Regions from separate parts of the Homo sapiens genome. Here all the other regions are linked to region 4. A link is a contact called in ENCODE Hi-C or POLR2A ChIA-PET data. All regions are on one chromosome and are shown on one strand. The core of a region is the stretch at or near the end of the contact, and the rest is flanking DNA. Distances in the headings are between cores, read along the strand shown.

Region 1 (3,551 bases), core at 860-3,359, 1.0 Mb after region 4:
GATGATAGACTTTCCTATAGAAAATGTTGAAAAAGAAACATTTTCTAATTTTTTCAGTAAAAGTTTCCATCTCATCCCCAAAAGCTGTAATTGAAAAAACATGCTTATTTTTTTCCTTGTGTCTTTTAAAGAACTACACATAGATTTTAGGGTCAGTGCTCAACTACAAATTCTTGGCAAACAAAGCCTCACACTGTGTGACATACCGACAACCCATGTTGAGAGGCTCCTTACACCTCTTGATGGGTGGGTGGATGGATGGATGGATGGATGGATGGATGGGTGGATGGGTGGATGGGTGTATGGGTGGATGGATGGATAGATCAATATATCAATTGACAGGCAGGCAGGCAGACACATCCAGTTGGTTCCCTTTCTCTGGAAAACCCTGACTAATACAGTAACCTAATTTGTTTCTATTTCAACTTGGTTCTCAGGTCCTGGCTCTAAAAATCAAATAAATTATAAACTATTAGATTGTTTGCTGTATCTGGCCTTAGATGAGTCAATAAAATATATAGTCAGTCATTTTTTACTCCTTTCTCTTGTTCATATTATCAAGTCCATTTGGTCACTGCTTGGAAAATTCTTGAATCTGCTTTGGGTTTTTGTTTTTATTTTTGTTTCCACGTCAGTTAAAGTCTGGTAGTGTTTTGCATGCCCAGTATCACTTCCCCTTCTGGAATTAGCACTCTGCAGTTGGCCTTTGAGAAACCACCCTTGTAGTCAGCCCATGTGGTTCAGATACAGTTGGCCTTACTTTGTGGTTGTAGGGTGGGTTTATCACAAGTCCTGGCCTTTGAGAATGTAGCATCTCACTAGCCTTAATGAATGTTAGAAGGGTGGATGTATGACTAGCCAGGTCAATCAAAGCCAATCAACTTCAGGCTTACTGAGACTAGAGAAGAAGTGATGCTTTTTTTCAATGAGGGTTGCTAAGTTTACAGGTTTAAGACCAGGCCTACTGGTGGCTAATCTTGGCACTAAGTGAGAATCTGCCTTAGAATGTAAACAACATACGTGAAAGTGGAAGCCAGAGACCAAGATAGATAGAATTTGGGTATCTCGATCCAGTTATGTCTGAAGTCAAACCTGGAATTTTCAGTTATGTGAGTCAATAATTTTGTCTTTTTGCACGATTGACCATTAAGTGAATACAAGGTAATGACTAGATGGAAAGTTAGCTCTACTCATTTGAGGATAAAAGATCAAGGGTAGAATGGCCTGTTTGAAACTCATGCCCTTGGGAACTTTTATCTTCTTTTTTTTTTTTTTTTTTTTTTTTTGAGACAGTCTCGCTCTGTCGCCCAGGCTGGAGTGCAGTGGTGCGATCTCGGCTCACTGCAAGCTCCGCCTCCCGGGTTCACACCATTCTCCTGCCTCAGCCTCCCAAGTAGCTGGGACTACAGGCGCCCAGCACCACGCCCGGCTAATTTTTGTATTTTTAGTAGAGACAGGGTTTCACCGTGTTAACCAGGATGATCTCGATCTCCTGACCTTGTGATCTGCCCACCTCAGCCTCCCATAGTGCTGGGATTATAGGCGTGAGCCACTGCACCCGGCCAGGAACTTTTATATCTTTTAAGGAGAGCAAACAGCTGTGACTTACCCCCACATCTTCAATCCTGCCCTGCAAAATCTTCTCATACCATTCTCATGGACCTTAACCTCCTTTAGACAAATGTAGCATGGCCTATGGTAATTTACCATGAGGGTCTGACATTCTGTAATAACAATAAGGCACTTGTAATTAAGTTACCAATTTAGGGTATTTGTATTGGTGTTACTTGCTTTTAAAGTGCTTAGCATGTTTGAAAATTGGAACTTGGACTTCTCACCCTCCAGAACTGTAAGAATTAAATTTCTGTTGTTCATAAGCTAAACAGAGAATACTTGGATAATTTTCTCTGTCATCCTATGTTTCATAGCTAGAACTCAATCCTAGGTCAAATGAATATAAATTTTTAATAGCTGTATCTGAATTAAATAACTTGTCAGGCAGTTAAAGGCATATCATTGACTTAAATTTGTGGTTTATAACACTGCTAGCAAAATGAAGTTAAAGCATCAACAGCTCCTGTTCTTCTTCCCTTTTACCCTTACAGGACTCTCAGTTCTGTGGTGTGAAAGAGGGGAAGGTGAAACTGGTTCCTGCCAAACAAAAGGGAACTCAGCACACACCTCAACATTTTCTATATGTCATTTCCAGAAATAATGATGCCAAAAAAAAAATCAAATGCATAATGACTTTCTGATACTTGACAGTGTATTTTATAAAGCTGGATATTCTTAATCATTTGTGATACAGGGATATTTAAATGCTTTCATCTTTTTTGATATTTTAGTGTATTGACATTTTTTAACTTTTTTTCAGTTGAAATTACATAAAAATATAGAGTATATTTGGTTAGACGTTCATAGGTTCACCTATTTCTGAGGTTCCTGCTTCAAAACATCTTTATGGTGATATCGACTTTCTTGAAAAAATACACAGTTCTAAAATTGGATAAATTTAGAGAAATAATTTGGTTTGCTAAACCTTGGCTATTAGCCAAAATTTGGGTGAAAATAAAGTAGGACACTTTAGAAAATGAAATTGTTTTTATACTTTATATGTTAGTCCTTTTAGGCTGCTATAATGAAATGTCATAGACTGGATAGCATACAATCCACAGGAATTTGTTCCCCACAGCTCTGGAGGCTGGGAAGTCCAAGATCAAGATGCCACCAAATTCAGTGTCTAGTGAGGGCACTTCCTGGTTCATAAACAATGTCTCTTTGCTATAAACCTCTCACAGTGGGAGGGGCAGGAGATCTTTCGGGAGCCTCTTTTATAAAGGCACTAATCCCATTCATGAAGGCTCTGTCACCATAAGCTAATCATCTCCCAAAGACCCCACCTCCTAATACCATCACTGTTGGCGTGAGGATTTCAATATATGAATTTTGGGGGAACAAACATTCAGACCCTAGCAGATATTACCACATTTCTTTATTCCACCTTTCCTAATAAGTGGCTATTTTTATCATTTCACAGATGAGGAAACTGAGAGCTAAAGAATTTAGATAACTTGCCTAGGGTCACATAGTTTATCAGTGGAAGAGAAGGGAATCTAAATAGATTGTTTGACGCCAAAGTTCCAATGCTGGTGGATATTTTTCTATTCTTCTTTGACCATTCATCTTATACATGTGAAATTCTTTCTGTTCAGGATTCATTGAAGCTATGTGATTCTGATGACTTAGGTATTATTGCAGTTTGGTTACTTAAGGTGTGTCCTGGAAGTAAAGATTTTGCCCACTTCCATGCCCACCACTCAGCCAGCTCCATAAACATGGATGGAATATGTTTCTCAGCCAATTCTAACATGTCTTTCTGTTTTCGTTCTGAGAAGTCACAGTGAAGAAGGTGTACACTTAGTGACAACAACAGCTATTTATTGTGTGTTTGGATACATAATCGAATTGTACTTTTGTCCTAACTCTTAAAAAGCCTTTGTATCATTGTTCTACCATAAAGACACGACACATGCATGTGTATGCTCATTGCA
Region 2 (3,550 bases), core at 856-3,355, 1.4 Mb before region 4:
TTGTAAACTGTGGGAGCGCTGGTGGGAGTGTAGCAGTGAGGATGACCAGAGGTCACTCTCATTACCATTTTGCTTTTGGTGGGTTTTAGATGGCTTCTTTACTGCAACTTCTTTTGTCAGCAAGGTCTTTATGATCTGTATCTTGTGTCAACTTCCTATCTCATCCTGTGACTTAGAATGCCTAACCATTTGGGAATTCAGTCCTGTAGGTCTTTGCCTTGCTTTACTCAGCTTCTATTCAAGATGGAGTTGCTCTGGTTTAAACACCTCTGACAGTCCTATGTGATATTGGGTTGAGACTCCTCAAACCAGCTGTTCTATATAATTGTTTGTTGGGGGTTGGGGATATTTAGAAAATACTGATTCCTGAGACTTACAGCTGGATAATCCAATTTAGTAGTCATTAGGTGGAACCCAGAATGGATCTCATTCATTGTCTAAATCCCAGAATATCACCTGGTACTTAGTATAACATGCATTAAGTATTTGTTGAAAAAATTAATAAATGAATAAATAAAATGAATGCTTCCTTTCTCTAATAAGTTGGAAATTATTTAAAGACCCGTTCAGTGCCCTGTCCATTTTTATAGTCACTAAAATACTTTCTATAGTTCATTCATTTAAAAAAAATGTATTGAAGGTCTATTATGTGCCAGCCATCTAAGTTCTATAGTAGCAAACAAATCTAATATGGTATTAAACAAAAAATTCTAATGAGGAAATAAGCAATAACTAATTTTTACATATATGTATTTATATTAATACATGACGTTACACAGCAATAGCTCCTTCAATATTGTGAGCACATGTGTGGCTTTTGTATGAATTACAAGAGGAGCCCCATCTCCCAGAAGGATCGTCTCCCTGAAGGATCTTCTACCTAAATTTGTAATTGTGGTGTAACAACAAGTTCTGTGGAATGGCTTCACTGGAGGCCTTAGAACGGTCCCTGAATTTTGTGCCCTTCAATAGTGACTAAAATGCCTTTATAAAACTTTAAATCAGAAGACCATGATGGCAAGCCTTAGAATCCAGAAGCTGTCTTGGAAAATACTCTGTATCTCAAATTAAGCAGTAAGAGCCTTTACTGAGGCCGTCTTTAGAAACAGGATCTCCTCAGGCCCATTTATAGCTCTGAGCCATTCTGCTTCCTACTAAGGGAACTTCTAGGGACAAGGCCACCACTTTCAGCCAAACACTCATGGTCAAAGCACGGTCATTGGCTCCCCAGGAATGTTTCCCTCTCCCCTTCTTTGGCTCTGCTTTAGCATACAAATACTGCTCCAGCATCTCTGTTTTCTGTGGCGCCAGGAAGACTGAGTCCCGTGACTGCAGGGGCTGGTAGGATGAGCACTGCAGGCTGCACGAGGTCGGCCAGGGCCCATTAACCTCCTATTCAAGCTCATTGTTTTACAAGTGATCATCGCCACTTCGCTGCCCAGTCAGAAGCAAGTAGCAGCTTTACGGCCTACTTAAAGAAAATGGCTCAGCACTTAGGCATTTTCTGGTGCCACAGGGTTCAAAGTGAAATTAATTTCCATTACCGCCTATAATAAATCACCTCACCCAACACATGTATGAAATTCCATTCAGTAGACTCAAGTCATTCTGGGGCCACACAGAAGAGCATGCACACTTCAGCTTGCGCGTAATTTCTCTGCTTGGATAGAGCTGATGGGGCCCTGCAAACGATTAGGTTCCAAGAGAGCTGATGGGATGTGAAGCAGTCCTAAAACACACAGATAGGAACCCTGCCTGAGGATACTGGGTTTAGTTAGAGGAGAAGGGGGAGTTCTTTCTTTCTTGGAACACTTTTTGGTGGCCCTTTCCCTCTCTCTCTCTCTGTCCTCTCTGGGGCCTTATCACAGTCATAGATACACAGACGCTTGTGGTAGGGACAGTAGAAGCCCCTCTGATGTCAGAATCTGGATCTGGTTGGAAACTCTTGGAGGTCTTTTGTGGGGAATGTGTGTGGCTAGTCATTCTGAGTCTCAATCATTTTATGAAAGAAACTGCGGAATGATTGTAAGTCCCTCATACAGCCAGAGAATGAAGAAAGTAAATAGCAAGGTACGGCATCACTGAGACAAATCCACAGAAGCCGGAAGGATGGTGAATATGACTCACATTCAGCGAATCATGCCTCAGGAATTTAAGCTACAGAGGCCCAGAATCTTCGAGCTGGAAGAGATCTTACAGCGTGTTGAGTCCAATCCCCATGGGCTAGAGATAGGAAATGAGGAAAACAGAGACATGAGATTATAATAGTAATCGCTACTGTTTATTAGGCCCCCATTCTGTGCCTTCAAGGTACTAATTTGTAACATTTGTATTGATTAAGCCCCATGGCAATTCTAGGAAATTGTCTTTTTTATGTTTTTAAACAGATTTATATTTACAGAGAAATGGAGAAGATAGTGCAGAAAGTTTCCATATACTCCATAACCAGTTTATCTTATTATTAATAGTTCACATTGGTGTAGTACTTTTATTATAATATATGAACCACTATTGTTACCTTATTATTAACTAAAGTTCATGCTTCATTCCAATGATTTCCTTAGCTTTTACCTAATGTCCTTTTTCTATGTCAGGAGCTCATCCAGGTTACCACATTACATTTAGTTGTCATGTTTACCTAAGCTCTTCTGTGACAGTTTCTCAGACTTTCCTTGTTTTTGATAACCTTGACAGTTTTGAAGAGCTCCAATTAGGTATTTTTTTAGAATGCCACTTTATTGGAATTTGTCTGATCTTCTTCTCCATGATTGGACTGGGGTTACAGGCTTTTGGAAGGTGAGGTAGGTATTTTTATCCTCCTTTGCAAATGAGAAAACAAACACTTAGTGAAATAAGGAGAATTAAGTCATGTCACTAATATAAGTAATGAAGTCAGGTTTGGAACCCAAGTCTTTCTGAATCTAGAGATCAAGTTCTTAACCATCACATTGCTTTCCTGTAGCCCTATTAGTTGAAAGCCCAACGAGGACTTAAATCTGAAATCCAATTTGGTGTTCTTTCACAGAGACGGATGGTTGCAGCAATAGGTAGGTAGGTAAGTAGGTAGATAGGTAAGTAGATGGATAGATTGATGATAGACTCTTTATAAATGTCTCACGATGACATGTGTAACACAGTCTTACCATAAACACTCAAGCACCATAGACATATATGAGATGATAGTGCCTTGTAAGCACTCTACAATAATTGTTACTGTTAGGTGTAGAGCCGTCCAATTTTTCTATGCTTATGCCATGCATAATTTTTGTTGGCATGCATAATTATGCCAACATAATTTTTAATGGAAGTGTATTATACATACTGTTCTGCAAGGTTTTTTCTTAATAATATATCACACAATTTTATGAACTATACATTTGAGTTTGACTTCGAACTTTCTGTGTACTCTTAGTTAACTGATTCCTTATAAATGGACATCAGGTATCTCAATTTACTGCTGGTGCTCTTTCCCTTAACATGGTGGACCTAAAAATTCAGCAATCATGAGTATCATTTGGGGAGTGCATTAAACTACTGGCTAGGTGCAGTG
Region 3 (3,499 bases), core at 398-2,897, 1.2 Mb before region 4:
CGGGCAGATGGCTTGAGGTCAGGAGTTCGAGACCAGCCTGGCCAACACAGTGAATCCCCGTCTCTACCAAAGATACAAAAATTAGCCGAGTGTGGTGGCAAACGCCTGTAATCCCAGCTACTCGGGAGGCTGAGGCACGAGAATTGCTTGAACCTGGGAGGTGGAGGTTGCAGTGAGCAGCGATCACGTCACTGCACTCCAGCTTGGACCACAGAGCGAGACTCTGTCTCAAATAAATGAATAAATAATAGAAAAGGAGATTAATTACTACTATTAAAGGCAGATAATCTTTTAAGTTTTTTTCTTTGTGATTGTGCTTTGTAGATAATCTTTGTTTATTGAAATAGTTCTTACAAACTATGAACTTAATAAGAAGCACTATCTAGTCATTGGATATCACATTCTCTAGCATCAAAGTTTATAAAAACCTTACAAAAACGAAACAGGAGGCTAGACGTGGTGGAATGACACTAAAAATTAAAATCTGTAGAGTGCCTAAATTTCTACCTAATTATCCATAATCTAAACTATATATTATACCACAAAATCAGTTCATTCTGGTCAAATACTCTCTTCTCATATAATAAACAGCAGTCAGTCTTGGCTTCTCTGTAACTGAGTGACTAATGAGCTCCTAAAAAAAAAAAAAAGTCCTGCGGAAACCAAGAACAGACTATAGGACTGATTCTAAATGTTTACAGTTTAATTTCATCTGCAGAGCATTTGCCAAACAGTATCTCTTCCGTACCTCATCTGATCCTCGGCAATCCCGTTAGGCAGTCAGAGCGGCTTTTATCTCGATGCTACCTACAACTGGGGCTCAGGAGGGGTTCCCGATTGACCAGTGCAAGACTAACAGTTAAAGCTCTTCAGACAAAAATTTTATGCAGTGATGAACAAAAGCTCCTCGTTTGATAGGTAAGCCCCTGGGTACGCTTATATGTGAGTCTGAAACAAAACACTCCCAATTTGGAGTCCGGAAAAAAGCTGACACTACAAGGTGCTGGGCAGTTAAAGTTCTCTGCCAGTCTGGGAAAGGGGCCAAGATGCCCTTTAAAACTTAAGACTTCCTCTCAGGACTTAAGGAGATCCCTGCCCTTCCAGCTGAGCAGTCGAGGATTACGGTCAAGCAGAGCTGTGCTCTTAGCAGGTTCTCGAATCCCTTTTTCCTTTCACTTTCTCCCCAGGTACCCTGATCCCCCACCCCTCAACGCTTCTGTGTTTGTCAAGAAGCCCACCTGGTCTTCTAGACCTGAAGCGGCAGGACCCTCCGTTCCCAATAATACAAGTCACCAAAAGGAGCGTCCCAGAGTCCAGTTTTACCTTCATGTGCCTCTCACTCACTTCAGGCCCAGGCCAGGTTACCGCAACCACTTCACTTTAATGTCCGCCTCCCAGCGCTTCAGACTCAACCACAATATTCAAACCCAAGCCACTTTCCTCAGCGCTTCGTTTCATTGGCTGCCGCTCGCGTGATGTCATCACGTCGGACGCTGTCACGGCTCGCGGCAGCTTGGCGCCAAGAAGCTCAGCCTGGCTGCGCAGGGGAAGCTCTTTGCTTGCTCGTCACCGTGGCAACGCGCGCGGCCGTTTCCGGAGGCGGTGGCCAAAGTGGGCGGGGCTAGGCCGGAGCTGCTGGTGGGAGGCAGCCACTTGAGATCACCAGGCCTCCTGTAGACCGGCGGGTGCAGGGCCCGGTCCCAGAGTTAAGGGTGTGAGTGAGACTGCTGCGGGCAGGGGTTGGCCTATGCCCTCTGCTAGGGGGAGAGGTGGAGTTTGGGTGTGGATTAATGGGTTCTGGGTGTTTATTTTCTTTTCTCTGAGTAGTGAGGCCTCCAAGAAGTTGTAGGGACCTGTTTCTTCCAGACACATTAATATGGGCCAAAATGTGGGGTCTCTTCACCTGAATTAATTGGAGATCTTTTGGGTTGAGGCCTCAGGCTTCATTTCTCAGGACTTCCAGGCCTACTCCCATTAGTACTGACCGTGAAACTATTTTCTGTTTGGTTACTTTTTACATTCTCTGTCTAATGATGGCATAACAAAATAAATTTAAAGATTTTGGCTTGGTTTATTATTAGGTGAAGTGATTTTTTTTAAGTCCCAGGTTATAGATATTATTTCAGCATAGACACTTTAAAAAGAGAGAAAATACCTGGAACAAATCGGAAATACGTTTGCTAAAATAACTTTATTTGGCAGGGTGTTTTTAATAACAGTATCTGAATTTCATTGTTCTATATATTACTGTTATTGTATCCATTTAGCAATTATTTAGATTTTAGACACAATAGTATGCAATGGAATCAAACTCTTCCCTCTTGGAGCTTATATTTTGTGGATTCAATATCACTTTATAAATAGGATGACTCATACCCATGCAGAGTATTATAAATGCAACAATATATGGAAACCTCTGTATTATGGACATTTATTTCCTGTTGAGGAAAATCGGGAGTATTGTGTACTGTATGTGATGCATGTTATATTATTGTTTCTGATCACTAGACAGAGGATCAATAAAGCTACTACTTATTTTTGGCTGTATTACGTGTATCTTAGCTAATGAAATGGTTATTTGTGTGCTGCTGGTCTTGGTAATAAAATCGAGATGTCTTTATTTCCAGTAAGAACTCATTGTATAGTACTTTACGTTTTGACTTCCCAGGTATTTTATTAGTCCCTTTACATATGGTCTCTCAGTTAATTCTCAAAACAGCCCATGAGACGTAGGTAATATTATTTTCATTTTTCTGAGAGAAAACTGAAGTTTTCAGAAAATTCCTAACACAAAATTTTGTCTTGAACTATACAGGCAAGGCAATTCAGAATTGAGTCATTTGTCTCTGAAATACTTTCTGGATTAAGTGACATTAAGAGAATATCTTAATCCAGTCTGAAAATATGCATATTTTGCCAGTTGCTTGTAAAATTGCATGGATCATTGGTGAAGAATAGAAGTGTTTTAAAGTTTGTCTTTTTTGACACCCACATTGTATAAGGTTTATCAGTGCCACAGATGTTTTCACACCTAATCCAAGTACTTTAGATTTCAAATTCAGTGTTACACTTGCCATTTAACAGTGTTCAGATGATGAGGTCCATATTTTAAAGGAATTGTACATTTGGTTAAAGCAGAGAGATTTTGACATTACAATCAATCCCACTACTGTGCCACCTTGCTCCTTGTAGTTTCTAAACATAGAGCTAATGAGACAGAAATTCCCACTTTTAGTTAAAAATTGGAGTATAACTGCTGTGTTATCAGAATACAAGTTTAATATACTTTCATTGTAAACCAAAGAGCAGAGATAAGGATAAATGAAAAGTTAGATTTAAAGTTGTTTCAGACCAAAAAATAAAAATGGAAAAAGTAAAAGTGAATTTAAACATGGCAATAGTGAGGTCTTATTTATTTCCCCCAGGAAAGTCGTTTGGAAACCCCAGGCCAACAGGACCCTTTGGCAGCTGAGGCTGGAAACAGCGGAACCAAAGGCAG
Region 4 (3,434 bases), core at 210-2,709:
CGGAGCTTGCAGTGAGCCGAGATCGCGGCACTGCACTCCAGCCTGGGCAACAGAGTAAGACTCTTGTCTCAAAAAAAAAAAAAATGTTACTCTTATGGGAGGGTGGAGAGTAGCAAAGAACCAGGTCAGAGGCCAATACCATCATTCTGTCAGGAGATAGTGGTGACAAAGAACCAAAAAACTATCGGGACCAAAGATACAGAGACAGTTTCCCCTATTTCATAAACTCAACTATAAGGAATTTAGTATTTTGAGTTGACTCACAATAAAATATGCTTTCTAAATTTTAGTTCATTGAGAACAAAGGACTGTTCGGGAATCTTTGACAGTCAGCTCAAGGAAAATGTAAAAAGTTGGGGAAAGAGTGGCTGTAAAGTCTCAGAAAACCACATGTGGCATTTGGTTGAAGGAAGTATAAGCAGTGCACGTAGGAACTGGAAGCTTTTCAGATACCTATACTGTGTATCTTTCTGAGTCTAAATTTTTTTCTCGCATATGATATTTTCTTTGTACACATCCCATTCTTCTTTCTGCAGACTGAATTCCTCTGCTTATTCATAAAATTAGTATCCCCAAACTTCAAATTCTTTATGGCTTTGGTTTGCCAAAGTGAAGCTCCTACTTTGACACGGGGTGCCTTTTCAACCCTAGAGCCTTCTTCCTTCTGGATTCAGGCTTTTTGTCTCCTGATCCATGTTCTCTCAGGCCTCTGGATGGGTAATTTCAGTCTATGGTTGCTTTCCACTTACTTCAAGTATCCATCCCAGAAACAATTCATTATCACAATGGGAGAGTTTGGTAAGCGTGATTGCTCATTTTAGAAGCTGTCGTCAAATTGGATTAATTTAGAAATGAAAGCTAAGCCTAGAAGAAACTGAGTTCATATCACAAACTTAAAAAAAAAAAAAAACCAACTTTTACACTTAGAAAAACTAAAACAAACAAAAATTGAGTTTCCACACTAACCAACACCACCAGAACAGAATATAAAAAAGGCAGGTCAGGCTTAATAACTTACCTCTTAGCTTCTCTGATTAAGCAAGGCTTGAGCATGGGAAATCTTTGGTCCATTTTGTTCTGTTACATTTTCTAATAACCCACAACCACCTAAGTTATGAAATGCTATAAAACAGAATGTTTATTCCCACTTTCAGCATTCATATATCATCTGCTCAAAGCTAGACTTTAAAGTTTGGAATGTGGAGAAGACACGTGCTTTATTGGTCTGCGGCATTCATGTTTTCTGTTGACACCATCACTCTTGAAAGACGGAGGAGAGAAAATGAGACATCACCTCTGGTTGAGTGGAATTCAATTGCAGAGGACCATGGCTGCGGAAAGCTTACAAAGTGCACTCAAATTTTCAAATCTCTGGACTTTCATGTGCAGGTAGACACTCTGGAGCCATCTAGTGGCATAACATCATTGAAATGAGAAGAGCCAGGGTTGAGAATTGACGAAAAGTCCAAATGTAACTCCAGTGTAATCTAGCATAGTCTCACCCACATGGGTCATGATTTCAGGAAGGTAACTGATATGGCAAATGCCCTGGTTCTGGGAAGGAAACTGACAACCTATGATCCTGCCTCATTCCCTGTGACTGCAGTTTCTTCTAGCACTGTTCCTACATGTGCATCACCTGGTGACCTAGTTGGAGTGGAATTTATGAGCAACAGTTATTTTAATGAATCTGTTAGAAACAAAATACAAGACTGCGTTTAACCACTGCAAATTGTAACATGTCAGTGACTTTACCATTGTCTCTTAATTAGCTCCACCTATTTTCAAATAAGCAGCTTGGGGCCGAGATAGAGTTTCAAAGCGTTATTCAATGGTTTTAAGTTGTTAAGCTAGTGCTTTATTTTGACTGATATTTATGGGGCTGGAGGAATAGAAGAACTGGAGGCATTTTTTCCTTTCTCTAAAACTGAAAACCAATTCTCTCTATGATGATTTAGACTGGAGCTAAGATATAATACTTGGAAGAGGTTTTCCTTAGAAAGTGCACTACTGCACTGACAGTGACTTTCTATTCATACCACCTCATTTCTTTTACTTGGTAAACTAAATTAAGCTCTAGGACACTTGTTCTCAAACTTGAACATGCATCAGAATCAACTAAAAACCTGTTAAAATGCAGATTGCTGGGCTTTATTGGAGTTTCTGCTTTAGATAGGTCTGGAGTAATGTTCAAGAATTTGCATTTATAAAAACTTCCAAGGAGATACTGATACTGTTGTTGGCTGAGGGACTGCACTTTGTAAGCTATTGCTGTGGAAAATTAAGGCATGGATGTTCACCTTTTATTGTTTTACTGACTCAAAGACAAAGCCGAAACACTCTTTCTGGCCTTCTCAATGAGCAATAGGGTTTTATGGCAGGTAATCTTTTATTTTTTAGAATAGATCTGGTTCTTCAAATGAGATCCTTCATAGAAACTCAATGTATAAGACAGGTAAAAATAGAGCTCCTTTGATTAATGTGAAGGTGAGAGAACAGCACCTCTTCTGTCTTTCCTCATAAATTTCCATAGCAGATACCGGCACCACCTCAGCAGAAACTGGGAGCCAGCATAGAGCATGTTGAAAACCAAAGCGGGTATTACTATCATTGCTGACTCTTTAGCTCCCTCTTACATGGTCACCAGATGCTCAGAAGTTTCTGTTCATCATCCAGATTGTTCCATTCCAGCCTCAAATTACTATTTTCTACAAAATTATTGGTTTGCCCCTCACTGATATATTCCACTGGGTTCGGTGCAGTGTAGTTATAATATGAATAAAAGAGTGTGCATTGTTCTTTTCCAGATAACTCTTGATTACAGAATTTGTTTTGTAATACCAGTCCATGAGATATTGGGAATGGTGTAAAACACCCATACTCCATGAGGAGCGTCTGTGCACAGCTACATTTTTCAGCACTTCTAGCAGCATGACATTCACGTCCCCATTGCCCTGGCTGTTGTCACTGTTCCCAGGACCACCGTCATGCTTCCCACCAACCCCTTCCACAATTACAAAACAGATAATGGCATTGATAACTAATGTATCACTTATCACAAACAATTACAAATATTTATTGAGTAACACTTTTGAACTATATCCTTTAATTCAGAATTCTCCCCTTCAATAGCTCAAAGATGGTTGATATATAGCAGAGAGAAGGCAGGTTAGGAATTTTCACCAACTTGCAGATGTTCTAAGTCATGGCTTTTATCAATTTACCTATGGGAATATGTAACCCTATGAATATTTTCCTAATTTAGATATTTCTTTGTTTCATCTCCAAATGAGTTCTTGAATCTAAACTACTACTCAAAAACAGAAAAGTGGAAAGTTCTATATCTCTTAGTACTGGACTTTCCTTGTAATATAAGTCTAGAATCAATCCGCTTCAGGCTGAAGAGATTTGTTTTTCTTTCTGGGAGATAAGAA

Evidence for each region. Hi-C counts contacts between places; a loop is a spot of excess contacts on that map. ChIA-PET counts read pairs that join two places held with the same protein, here RNA polymerase II (POLR2A). Pooled maps may share reads with other maps.
Region 1: POLR2A ChIA-PET joins it to region 4 with 10 read pairs in GM12878. The contact joins two enhancer-like sites. A Hi-C loop is called at or near these places in 1 of 37 single-sample maps with no recorded cell type and 3 of 50 pooled maps. POLR2A ChIA-PET finds 5 or more read pairs at or near these places in 1 of 52 experiments (GM12878).
Region 2: a loop to region 4 is called in a map of IMR-90, with 4 times the contacts of the local background. The contact joins two enhancer-like sites. A Hi-C loop is called at or near these places in 2 of 168 maps with a recorded cell type or tissue (both IMR-90) and 1 of 50 pooled maps. POLR2A ChIA-PET finds 5 or more read pairs at or near these places in 1 of 52 experiments (AG04449).
Region 3: a loop to region 4 is called in a map of IMR-90, with 3 times the contacts of the local background. The contact joins the promoter of METTL15 here to the enhancer-like site in region 4. A Hi-C loop is called at or near these places in 10 of 168 maps with a recorded cell type or tissue (A673, Calu3, GM12878 and 6 more), 10 of 37 single-sample maps with no recorded cell type and 12 of 50 pooled maps. POLR2A ChIA-PET finds 5 or more read pairs at or near these places in 1 of 52 experiments (AG04450).

Annotation. Positions count from the first base shown.
Region 1 is chr11:30,342,147-30,345,697 of GRCh38, forward strand. No RefSeq gene overlaps it. Among named protein-coding and RNA genes, the nearest start is that of ARL14EP, 21 kb to the left of the region's middle. RefSeq lists a silencer at 822-871. Within about 2 kb of position 2,110, at least 3 of the 41 ENCODE cell types and tissues checked have a DNase peak (open chromatin) inside an H3K27ac peak, as active enhancers do.
Region 2 is chr11:27,932,851-27,936,400 of GRCh38, forward strand. No RefSeq gene overlaps it. Among named protein-coding and RNA genes, the nearest start is that of MIR610, 120 kb to the right of the region's middle. RefSeq lists enhancers at 1,048-1,549, 1,224-2,423 and a silencer at 1,172-1,466. Within about 2 kb of position 2,106, at least 7 of the 41 ENCODE cell types and tissues checked have a DNase peak (open chromatin) inside an H3K27ac peak, as active enhancers do; they include IMR-90, where a contact is called at or near this core.
Region 3 is chr11:28,106,741-28,110,239 of GRCh38, forward strand. It overlaps METTL15 (methyltransferase 15, mitochondrial 12S rRNA N4-cytidine), which reads left to right and starts at 1,648. Exons shown (of 7, transcript NM_001113528.2): 1 at 1,648-1,712; 2 at 3,426-3,499. It overlaps KIF18A (kinesin family member 18A), which reads right to left and starts at 1,416. Exons shown (of 17, transcript NM_031217.4): 1 at 1,324-1,416. RefSeq lists enhancers at 629-1,153, 694-953, 1,154-1,677, 1,864-1,943, 3,189-3,499.
Region 4 is chr11:29,327,737-29,331,170 of GRCh38, forward strand. No RefSeq gene overlaps it. Among named protein-coding and RNA genes, the nearest start is that of LINC02755, 260 kb to the right of the region's middle. Within about 2 kb of position 1,460, at least 2 of the 41 ENCODE cell types and tissues checked have a DNase peak (open chromatin) inside an H3K27ac peak, as active enhancers do; they include IMR-90, where a contact is called at or near this core.